Linked DNA regions of Homo sapiens: region 1 is linked to region 2. The links are chromatin loops, found by intact Hi-C in ENCODE. Cell type or tissue: Caco-2. All regions are shown on one strand. Links, peaks and the distances in the headings refer to the core of each region. The heading gives the core; the rest is flanking DNA.

The links. Hi-C counts contacts between places; a loop is a spot of excess contacts. Peaks named below come from ENCODE experiments on the same cell type or tissue, not always from the same donor. Only the 100,000 strongest peaks of a DNase experiment are listed, where the experiment ranks them.
Region 1: it touches region 2 in a loop (2.1-fold over the local background); 1 of 110 quality-filtered maps calls a loop at or near these places.

The regions. Positions count from the first base shown.
Region 1 is chr7:25,999,539-26,004,917 of GRCh38, reverse strand. All of the region lies in intron 6 of LOC105375199 (a long non-coding RNA gene), which reads left to right. Among named protein-coding and RNA genes, the nearest start is that of MIR148A, 52 kb to the right of the region's middle. In Caco-2, for the core only: no CTCF peak of the experiment used is centred there; a DNase peak (open chromatin) is centred at 2,917.
Region 2 is chr7:26,156,440-26,161,818 of GRCh38, reverse strand. The region is part of intron 1 of NFE2L3 (NFE2 like bZIP transcription factor 3); the gene reads right to left. Among named protein-coding and RNA genes, the nearest start is that of NFE2L3, 6.9 kb to the right of the region's middle. RefSeq lists a silencer at 2,116-2,410 and enhancers at 2,462-2,962, 2,963-3,463, 4,373-4,422, 4,623-4,702. In Caco-2, for the core only: no CTCF peak of the experiment used is centred there; a DNase peak (open chromatin) is centred at 2,328.

The sequences.
Region 1 (5,379 bases), core at 57-5,056, 160 kb after region 2:
ATGAAATAGCTGAAGTATTTTGTTTGCATTTGGAGTTAACAAATAAAATATACCAGACTTTTATTCTGATATCTAGTAATGTCAATCAAGAAGATAAACCAATGCAATTTATTAAATATCTTGAATTTAGGTTGCGTTTTAATCTTAGGTCAATGATTTCCATCTCTGACTGCTATTACCTGGAGAACTTGAAAAACAAAACTAAGCAGCAGACCCATTGAATCAGTCTCTCTGGGTCCTGGGCATGGGTATTTTAAAAAATAAACGATGATTTTGATATGCATCAGGGATTAGAACTTCTGACAAATAATCTTGTGAAGGAAAGCTTTAAGTAGTTCAACTAGTTTGCAATCCAATTAGTTTCTATTATAGTTTAATTTTAGCTGAAGTACAGGTAGTCTTTTTTATTTTTTTTTAAAAAAAGCAATCTGTGTAAGATCAAAGGCGGGTGTAACTTAGATATCCTCAGGGTGTCTGTGGCATTCACAACAATGGGTGAGCCTCATGATGGTCACCTGGAAATATTTCAGTTGATCAATCCATCAAGATGGTGAGGATCTGTGTTCTCAGTGAGCCCTTTCCTCCTCATGAGGTTGGAGTCGCTTCTGAGGGATTCCCTGAAAGAGCTAAAAGACTGTGAGTATAAGGTATTAAAAAAAAAAAAAAGAAAGAAAGAAAAAAGAAAAGACTGTGAGTATAAGGTATTAAAAAAAAAAAAAAGAAAGAAAGAAAAAAGAAAAGACTGTGAGTATAACGAATCAGGTTTTGCATCTCATTCCTGCCACCTACTTGTCCTGCCCCAGGGCTGTGGTCTGTAGATCCCCAGCATCACCAGGTGCAGGGTAGCAATGCAGAGTAGCAATGCAGAGTCTCGGGCCCTACCCAGAACCATGAACCCGATTCTGCTTTGTAAATCCCCTCTGCTTCCTGGCAGGGTGTTTGGGAGGATCAAGTGCATGATATAAAAGTATCTTTGTATTTTTTATTGTAGTAAAATACACATAAAATTTTACCATTTTAACCATTTTTAGGTGTGCAGTGGCATTATTCACATTGTTGTGCAACCATCACCACCATCTAGCTCCAGAACTTTTTCTTTTTTTTTTTTTTGAGACAGAGTCTTGCACTGTCACCAGGCTGGAGTGCAGTGGTGTGATCTCAGTTCACTGCAACCTCCGCCTCCCTGGTTCAAGCAATTCTCCTGCCTCAGCCTCCTGAGTAGCTGGGACTACAGGCGTGCACCACCACACCCAGCTAAGTTTTGTATTTTTAGTAGAGACAGTGTTTCACCATGTTGGCCAGGATGGTCTCGATCTCTTGACCTCGTGATCCATCTGCCTCAGGCTCCCAAAGTGCTGGGATTACAGGCGTGAGCCACCGTGCCCAGCCCAGAACTTTTTATCTTCCCAAAGTGAAGCTGTGTGCCGTGGAACACGAACTTTAAATTCCCTTTTCCCCTTGGCCCCTTGCAACTACTATTCTACTTGTGAGTTTGACTATTCCAGCTGGCACATCTATGTGGAATCATATAACATCTGTCCTTTGGTGACTGGTTTATTTCACTTAGCATTATGTCTTCAAGGTTTATCCGTGTCGTAGCATGTGCCAGAATTTCATTGCTTTTTAAAGCTGAATAATATTTCAATAAATGTGTAGACCACATTTTGTTTATCCATTCATCTTTGACATTTGGTTTATTTCTATATTTTGGTTATTGTGAATAATGCTGCTATGAACACAGGTGTACAAATATCTGAGTCTTTGCTTTCAACGCTAGAAGAGGAATTGCTGAATCATATGGTAATTCAATGTTTAATTTTTTGAGGAATTACCAAATATTTTCCACAGCAGCTGCACCTTGTATATTCCCACCAGCAAATGCCCAAGGGTTTCAATTTCTCCCTATTTTCACCCATACTTATTTTCTTTCTTTCTTTTTTTTAATCGTAGCCATCCTAATGGGCGTGTAGGGGTATCTCATTGTGGCTTTGATTTTTCGTTTCTCTAATGATTAATGATATTGAGCATCTTTACATGTGTAAAGTATTTATTTATTTATTTATTTTTTGAGACAGAGTCTTGCTCTGTTGCCTAGGCTGGAGTGCAGTGGCGCAATCTTGGCTCACTGCAAGCTCCGCCCCTCCAGGTTCAAACCATTCTCCTGCCTCAGCCTCCTGAGTAGCTGGGACTACAGGCACCCGCCACCACACCCGGCTAATTTTGTGCATTTTTAGTAGAGACAGAGTTTCACCGTGTTAGCTAGGACGGTCTCGATCTCCTGACCTTGTGATCCGCCCACCTCAGCCTCCCAAAGTGCTGGGATTACAGGTGTGAGCCACTGTGCCTGGCCTACGTGTGTAAAGTATTTTTAAATACCATATATGCTGTTGCAATTTTGAGATTATTATACTGAATTTTGAAAGCACTCACTGCTTTGTTTAAGAAATCTTATAGATGTCCATCAGCTGTCTTAGGAGTAAATTAGCCAGATTTTCTTCTGGAGCATAAGTGAGCTATAAATATTATCTGAGACTTGAATTACACAGTCTGAAAATATTAGGGTGTTTGCCTCAGTTTCCTCATCCATAAAATGGAGGAAATAATCCTACTTTATAATTTTGAGAAGTGAGATAATACATGAAAAGTGCTTAATGAGTATGTAAGAAGTGTCAACTGTACAAGGTGGCAGGAAAGGGTCATTACATGATGGTTCTGAGAAGAGGAGGGACCTGAGCTGGCTGATGCAGAATGCACTGGATGGGGAGGGGCAGGGGAAAGAAAAGGGAGTATTTGGAGACCAGGAAGCCAGTCAGTGCAGTCATGAGTTGTTCACGGAGTGTTTGGTGAGCTTGTTCATGGTAGTGAAAGGCATTGGAAGATAAGGCAGGGAGGGTGGGCTGAGACCAGGTGGTAGGGGCACAGAGGAGTTTGCCAAGAAGTGTGGGCTTTTGAAGGCAGTGAGGAACCACTGAAGGTTCTGTGTTCAGAGTGAGATGATCAAAGCCAGGCTGCGTTTATTGTTCTTCCAGGCAGCCATGACCCTCGAGCCATAACAGTTGCATTCCATACCCAACGCTTTGATCTTGACCATTGCCGCTGTTTATCTTTTGGGGAGTACCTTAGATATTTACAAAGTGCCATGTAATCAGTTTCATTAGTCCAGAGATAAGATTAATTAGATGTTTAAGGCAAGTCAGGACTGGACTTGGCTTTGAAAACCTCAGGCATTAAAGGAAGGCTCAAATGGTGATTCTCTCTGCAAATCTGTGAACTTGTGATTTCCTCAGTGATATTTTTACTATGCAGAACACCATACCAAGAGTTCCTCCAGTTGGTAAAGCCTGGTTCCTGTCTTCAAGAAGCTTACAACCTTATCAAGGAGGGGTGGAGTGCTGCTTTAATACAAAATGGAGTGCAGACATATCTTGTTTTGTTGCACATTGCTTTAACACACTCCACAGATGTTGCACTTTCTACAAATTGAAGCAACCCAAATTTGTGGCAACTCTGCATTCAGCAAGTCTGTCTATGCTATTTTTCAACAGCATGTGCTCACCTCATGTTTCTGTGTCACATTTTGATAATTCTCACATTATTTCAAACTTTTTCATCATTACTATATTTGTTACAATACTGTTGGTGATCAGCTATCTTTGATATTGTTATTTTAATTGTTTTTGGGCACCATGAACTGCACCCATATAAGACAGTGAACTTAATGGATAAACGATGTGTGTATGTGACTGCTCCATGCATCAGCCACTCCCCTATGTCTCTCCCTTTCCTACGGCCTCCCTATTTCTTGAGAAACAACAATATTGAAATTAGGCCAATTAATAACAATGGCCTTTAAGTGTTCAAGTGAAAAGAAGCATTGCACATGTCACTTCAAATCAAAATCCGGAAATGATTAAGCTTAGTGAGAAGAACATGTTGAAAACTGACATAGTCCAAAAGCTAGGCCTCTTGCACCAGTTAGCCAAGTTGTGAATGTGAAGGAAAAGTTACTGAAGAAAATTAAAAATGCTATAGTGCTATTCTAGTGAACACATGAATGATAAGAAAGCCTTACTGCAGGCTGGGCGCAGTGGGTCACACCTGTAATCCCAGCACTTTGGGAGGCCGAGGCGGGTGGGTCACGAGGTCAGGAGATCTAGACCATCCTAGCTAACACGGTGAAACCCCGTCTCTACTAAAAATACAAAAAATTAGTCAGGCGTGGTGGTGGGTGCCTGTAGTCCCAGCTACTCGGGAGGCTGAGGCAGGAGAATAGCGTGAACCCGGGAGGCGGAGCTTGCAGTGAGCGAGACTCCGTCTCAAAAAAAAAAAAAAAAAAAAAAAAGGAAAGCCTTATTGCTGATATGGAGAAAGTCTGAGTGGTCTGGATAGAAGATTAAATCAGCTACAACACTCCCTTAAAACCAGAACCTAATTTAGTGCAAGGCCCTAACTTTCTCCAATTCTGCAAAGGCTGAGAGAGGTGAGGAAGCTGCAGAAGAAAAATTGGAAGCTAGCAGAGACTGGTTCACGAGATTTAAGGAAAAAAGCCATCTCCATAACATGAAAGTACAAAGCAAAACAGCAAGTGCTGGTGTAGAAGCTGCAGCAAGTTCCCCCGAAGATCTATCTACAACCATTGATGAAGGTGGCTACACCAAACAGCAGATTTTCCATATAGGTAAAACAGCCTTCTATTGGAAGAAAATGCCATCTAGGACTTTTATAGCTAGAGAGAAGTCAATGTCTACCTTTAAAGGACAGGCTGACTCTCTTGTTAGGGTCTAATGAAGCTGGTGACTAAGTTGAAGCCAGTGCTCACTTACCATTCTGAAAATCTTAGGAGCTTTAAGAATTTATTCTTACTTATTTATTTATTTTTAAATTTATTTTTATTTATTTATTTTTTGAGACGGAATCTCGCTCCCTCGACCAGGCTGGAGTGCAGTGGCGTGATCTCGGCTCACTGCAAGCTCCACGCCATTCTCCTGTCTCAGCCTCCCGAGTAGCTGGGACTACAGGCGCCCGCCACCGCGCCCGGCTAATTTTTTTGTATTTTTAGTAGAGATGGGGTTTCACCGTGTTAGCCAGGATGGTCTCGATCTCCTGACCTCGTGATCCGCCTGCCTCGGCCTCCCAAAGTGCTGGGATTACAGACTGAGCCACCGTGCCCGGCCAAGAATTATTAATATACTCTGCTTGTGCTCTAAATGGAACAACAAATCCTGGATGATAGCATATCTGTTTACAGCATGGTTTACTGAATTTTTAAAGCCCACTTGTAAGACCTACTGCTCAGAAAAAAAGATTCTTTTCAAAATATTACTCATTTACCTGGTTCAGCCTATATTTTATATAAGTCTATAAATAAGGTGTTTGAAA
Region 2 (5,379 bases), core at 195-5,194:
TGCATTCATTGTTTTTGCATGCTAGATCCCCATTCCCCAACCTACCTCCACCCCCATCCAGAGAGATGTTCTTTAGAATATATTAGAAAATAATAAAAGGAGCTAGGGAAATTGGGCTTTGACTTTTAAGTACCTGGTAAGTCACTTTGGCCCAGTTTTTTAACTGCTCTGAGCCTTAAATTCATAGAAGGGCTTTCAGCCAGACACTCCTTCCATTCAGGTATTGCCGGACACTGAGGAGCCCTGGGGGAGGAGCGTCAAGGCAGAGGACCTTAAGCTTGGGATGGCACAAGAACCACCTGGGGGTCTGGAAAACTCCAGAGGTATTCATTCAGCCTGGTGGTAGATGGGTGGGCCTGGCAATCTGCATTTTAACTAGTGCCCCAGGAGGCTCTCATTTTGTCACTGGATTTCCCTTAGACCCTTGGAGAAACTCTAAAGAAAGGTAAGACCCAAAAAAAAAAAAAAAAAAAAAAAAAAAAAGAGAGAGAAGCTAAGAAATTAAGTTCTTCCTGCGGTTGAGCTTTAGCAGAACTTCAGTTGGCATTTAGAGTTCTGCCTCCTCAACAAGTCCAAGGCCTCTTTCACATAACAGCTCTTCAAATATTTGAAGTTGGTGATCATGATCCTTCCTCAGTCTGATCTTCTCAACATGGAACTGCCCCAATTCATTCAACCATTTCCAGTATGACCTCCCCCTTGGGGAGGGAAGGGTTCCTTTCATGCTAAAGTGGATTCCAGTCTTTGGTAATTTCCTCTAGAAGACAAGGGGTGTCCTGGAGGTTTGACCTGGAGCTCAGAAGCAATAAAAGCGAATCATCTGTTGACGATCTATTACTATGCCAGGAACTGTACCAGCCCTTAAACATACAGTGTCATTTAATCCTCACAAGAACTCTTCAAGAAAGATGTTAATTTTCTCCATTTACCAATTTGGAAATCATGGTTTCCCAGGAAGAGGTGGAGCTGGATGGCGTGATGGTCAGTTTTAAATGTCAAGGAGCTAGGCTATTGTTCTTAAGTCATTCTATTAAGTGCTAACCTGTGTGTTGCTCTGAAGGTATTCTGTACATGTGGTTAGCATCTACAATCAACCAGCTGACTTTAAGTAAAGGAGATTATCTTCAATAATCTGGGTGGGTCTCATCCAATTAATTGGAGAGCTTTAAGAGCAAAACTGAGGTTTCCTTGATAAAGAAGAAATTCTCCCTGAAGCCTGTAGCATTGCAGCTCCTGCGGAGCTTCCAGAGTTTCTGGGTGCCCTAGAGAGTTTGAATTTGCCAGCCTTCCCAATTATATCATCCAATTCCTTGAAATAAATCTGTGTGTATATGTGTATTTATTTATTCATATTCTACTCATTCTGTTTTTCTGGAGAACTCTGACAGATAAAGACAGGAACCCAGTTCTCCCCAATTTCAAAAGATCACGTCTTGCCTCTGTGACTTGCCCACATTCTGCCAACCACCACCTGCAACTCCACCAAAAACAACTCAGGGATGTACCTCAGCCTAGGCAGGCTTCAGCTGCCTGGAATTGTATTTGAATATTAACATAGATCCAGCCGGGTGCGGTGGCTCACACCTGTAATCCCAGCACTTTAGGAGGAGAGGCAGGAGGATAGCTTGAGCCCAGGAGTTTGAGAGCAGCCTAAGCAGCATGGCAAGACCTTGTCTCTGCAAACAAATTTTTAAAAAATTAGCCAGGTGCAGTGGTGCATGCTTGTGATCCCAGCCACTTGGGAGACTAAGGCAGGAGGATGGCTTGTGCCCAGAAGGTTGAGGCTGCAGTAAGATATGACTGCACCACTGCACTCCAGCCTGGGTGACACAGCAAGACCCTATCTCTCAAAAAAAAAAAAAAAAAAAAGCAACAAGATTTTAAGAATAAACTCTTCCTATCACAAGGCTGCCATGAACGAGACAGACTTTTGTTTTTACCTTTGAAGTTTTATAGTGAGCAGAAGGTATGGTTTACTCAGTGCTTAAGAACAGTGACCTGTTCTATTCCTAGCAAGGTCACTAACTTGCTATATAACTTTAGGCAATCCCAAGTTTCACCACTTGATTAATTATAATGCTAGCCTGAAAGTCTGCTTTCCACTGCCCTCATCCACTCAGACAGTTGGCATTAAATAGTCAGATGGCCCATCAGGATTTCAGATCTGACCTACTTTCTAGTTGAGACTCGGGCCTTGAAGGACCCAAGACACCTTCACACCCATGGTATCTTTGAAGTTCTGCAAACACAATGTCATGAATGATAAGTGCTCAACAGACAGACACTGGCTGAACTGACCTCTGCTCCTAACCCTGTCCCTGGGTGCTATTTCAGGTGAAAGCCAAGACCCAGTCTCCACATTCCAGCCACTGCAGTTCAAAGGAGAGGATGCCAAGTCCTATAGAAGAAATGTTACAGAGTGCAATAGGGCTCAAAGGGAAGAACAGGAAATGTTTTATGGATGAGGTGATGGTTGAGCTGAGTTTGAGAATTTAACCATAAAAGACTTGAGAGGAATGAAAGGAAGGCATTCCGGGCAAAGGTAAGAACAGACTAAAGGGCAGGAGATCATAGGGTTGTTGGGCAAAGGGATGAAGAAAGTTTTCTCCTGGAAAGAAGGCTACATGGAGAGGCCCAGCAAGAGCAGCTGGGGGCTGGGTCACATAAGCCACAAGGGCAGCCCTGAATGACAAAATACTGAATAAGTAGGCAATGGCGAGCTAGAGGAGGCATCCCACAAAACGCAGAGAGACGAACCAAGGTGTGCTTTGGAAACCTGCACCTGACAACACAATGGACGGGAGTAAATTGGGGAAGAAGCGGTACAAGCCCCACCTGAATTATTAATAGTGTATCAACCCTGCTCAACTTGCACTATCTCATTCAATCCTCACCACCACTTCCCTAAGGTGCTCTTACTATTCCATTTTACGGATAAGGGAACCAAGGCTCAGAGCACTTAAGAAGTGTGCCCCAGATCACACAGCCAGTGTGGCACTGGGATCTTCCCCAGCTGGTCTGACTCCAGGGCCAGCACACAAGACCCCTAGACCAGCCTGCCTCAAGTCAGGGCTTGGGCCCTGCATGCTCATTTCCCACTGTGTGGGTTGAGAAGTAGGGGTCATGGAAAGAAGGAGAATGATACAAGAGACTTGGCAAAGATGATTTCTCTGTAACCTACTAATGGAGGGGAAATACTGACTGGAAAAAGATGGTTTGAGCCAAGCTTCCTCAGGGTTGCACATCAAGCCAGCAAAACCCCAGATTTTCTCAGGAGCACACACCAAGTCCTATGCAAATGATCCTCCATATAGACCAGCTGCTTTCAGAAACAGCTCAGTTAGCTTTTAATCATAAGCAAGCTGAACACCCCAAGAATTGATGGAAGGAAGATGGTGATTGTTATAGATTGAACTGTGTCCCCAAAATTCATGTTGAACTCCTAACCCCCATACTTTGGAAACTGGGTCCATTGCAGATGTAACTAGGTAAGTTAAGATAGGAAGGAAGGTAGACCCTTATCCAATGATGTCCTTATAAAAAGGGAAATCTGGCCAGCCTGGGTAACATGGCAAAACCCTCGTCTCTACAAAAATTAAAAAATTAGCTGGGCGTGGTGGCAGGCGCCTGTAATCTCAGCTACTTGGGAGGCTGAGGCAGGAGAATCGCTCGATCCTGGGAGGCAGAGGTTGCAGTGAGCCGAGATTGCGCCATTGAATTCCAGCCTGGGAGACAGAGCAAGATTCCATCTCAAAAATAAAAAACAAAACAAAACAAAAAAACCCCAACAACAAAAAAGGGAAATTTGGATACAGACATGCACATAGGGAGAATGCCATGTGAAGATGAAGGCAGAGCTCAGGTGATGGAGAAGAAACCAAGGAATGCCAAAGATTGCCAGCAAACCACCAAAAGGCAGGAGAGAGCTGTAGAACACTTTCTCCCTCACAGCCCGCAGAAGGGCCAATCTGCTGACACCTTGATCTTGGACTTCTTGCCTCCAGAACTGTTAGAGAATAAATTTCTGTTTAAGCCACCCAGTCTGTGGTATTTGTTATGGCAGCCCTAGCAAATTCATACAGTAACTTATGACATCCTTTCCCATACAAAGACAATAGTGCACCTTTACAACTTCCTTTAGTAAACAAAATGAAAATCCCACTGTGAACGCTTGTCATAAACGCAATGTATGTAATTATAAGACTATTTCCGTAACATAGCTGTGAGTTAAAAACAGGCAAATGTCTGAAATTTCATCTCTTGTCCAATTGCCCAGGAGTTAGGGACTATTTTTTATTCTGAAATGAAAAACAATTTTTACTTTAACAATCAAGGACCTTCTTTCTCTTTCCTTTACTCTTAGAATTAAATATTGAGGCCAGGTGCAGTAGCTCATGCCTGTACTTGAGCCCAGGAGTTTGAGACCAGCCTGGGCAACACAGAGAGACCTTATTTCTATTAAAAAAAAAAAAAATCAGCCAGAAGCAGTGGTGCGCGTCTGTAGTCCCAGCTACTTGGGAGGCTGAGGTGGGAGAATTGTTTGAGTCCAGGAGGTTGAGGTAGCAGTGAGCTGTGATGGTACTACTATACTCCAGCCTGGGAGGCAAAGTGACCCTGTCCCAAAAAAAATTAAATATTGACTGGATCAGATTCTCTCTGTGCCCTGAAGAAACCAGCCCAACAGTTTCTTTTCTTTTTTTTTCTTTTGAGATGGAGTCTCGCTTTGTCACCCAGGCTGGAGTGCAGTAGAGCGATCTCGGCTCACTGCACCCTCCGCCTCCCAGGTTCAAGCGAGTCTCTTGCCTCAGGCTCCCGAGTAGCTGGGACTACAGGCACGTGCCACCGTGCCCGGCTAATTTTTAGTATTTTTAGTAGAGACGGGGTTTCACCGTGTTGGCTAGGATGGTCTCGATGTCTTGATCTCGTAATCCTCCTGCCTCGGCCTCCCAAAGTGTTGGGATTACAGGTGTGAGCCACCACACCCGGCCCAGCCCAACAGTTTCTTCAGGCAGTTAATCAAGAGGTCTTACCAGACCCCTCACCCAGCAGAGGGTCTCTGTACCAGGATAGGAAACCACATCAAAATGACTACAAGCCCTCTCAGTTTCAAAGTGGCAACAGCTCTCTGAAATACTGAAGCTGGCTGTAGGCAGCTGTTCCATACGTTTACACATTCAATTCTACAAAAACTGTTCATTTCTTTGTTTAACCTGTGTGTTACTTGGAAGAATGCATGCTTCATCCGTTGTGAATGACTGTGGTTATGAAGGGAAGCGTGTCAGCCCTGGGGAATTCCAGAGTCAGTTTTCAGATCATGATAAGCCCCAGTAAGAAGTGAAACCAAAACAGTACTCCTTTTGATACTTGGAAAATCCCCTA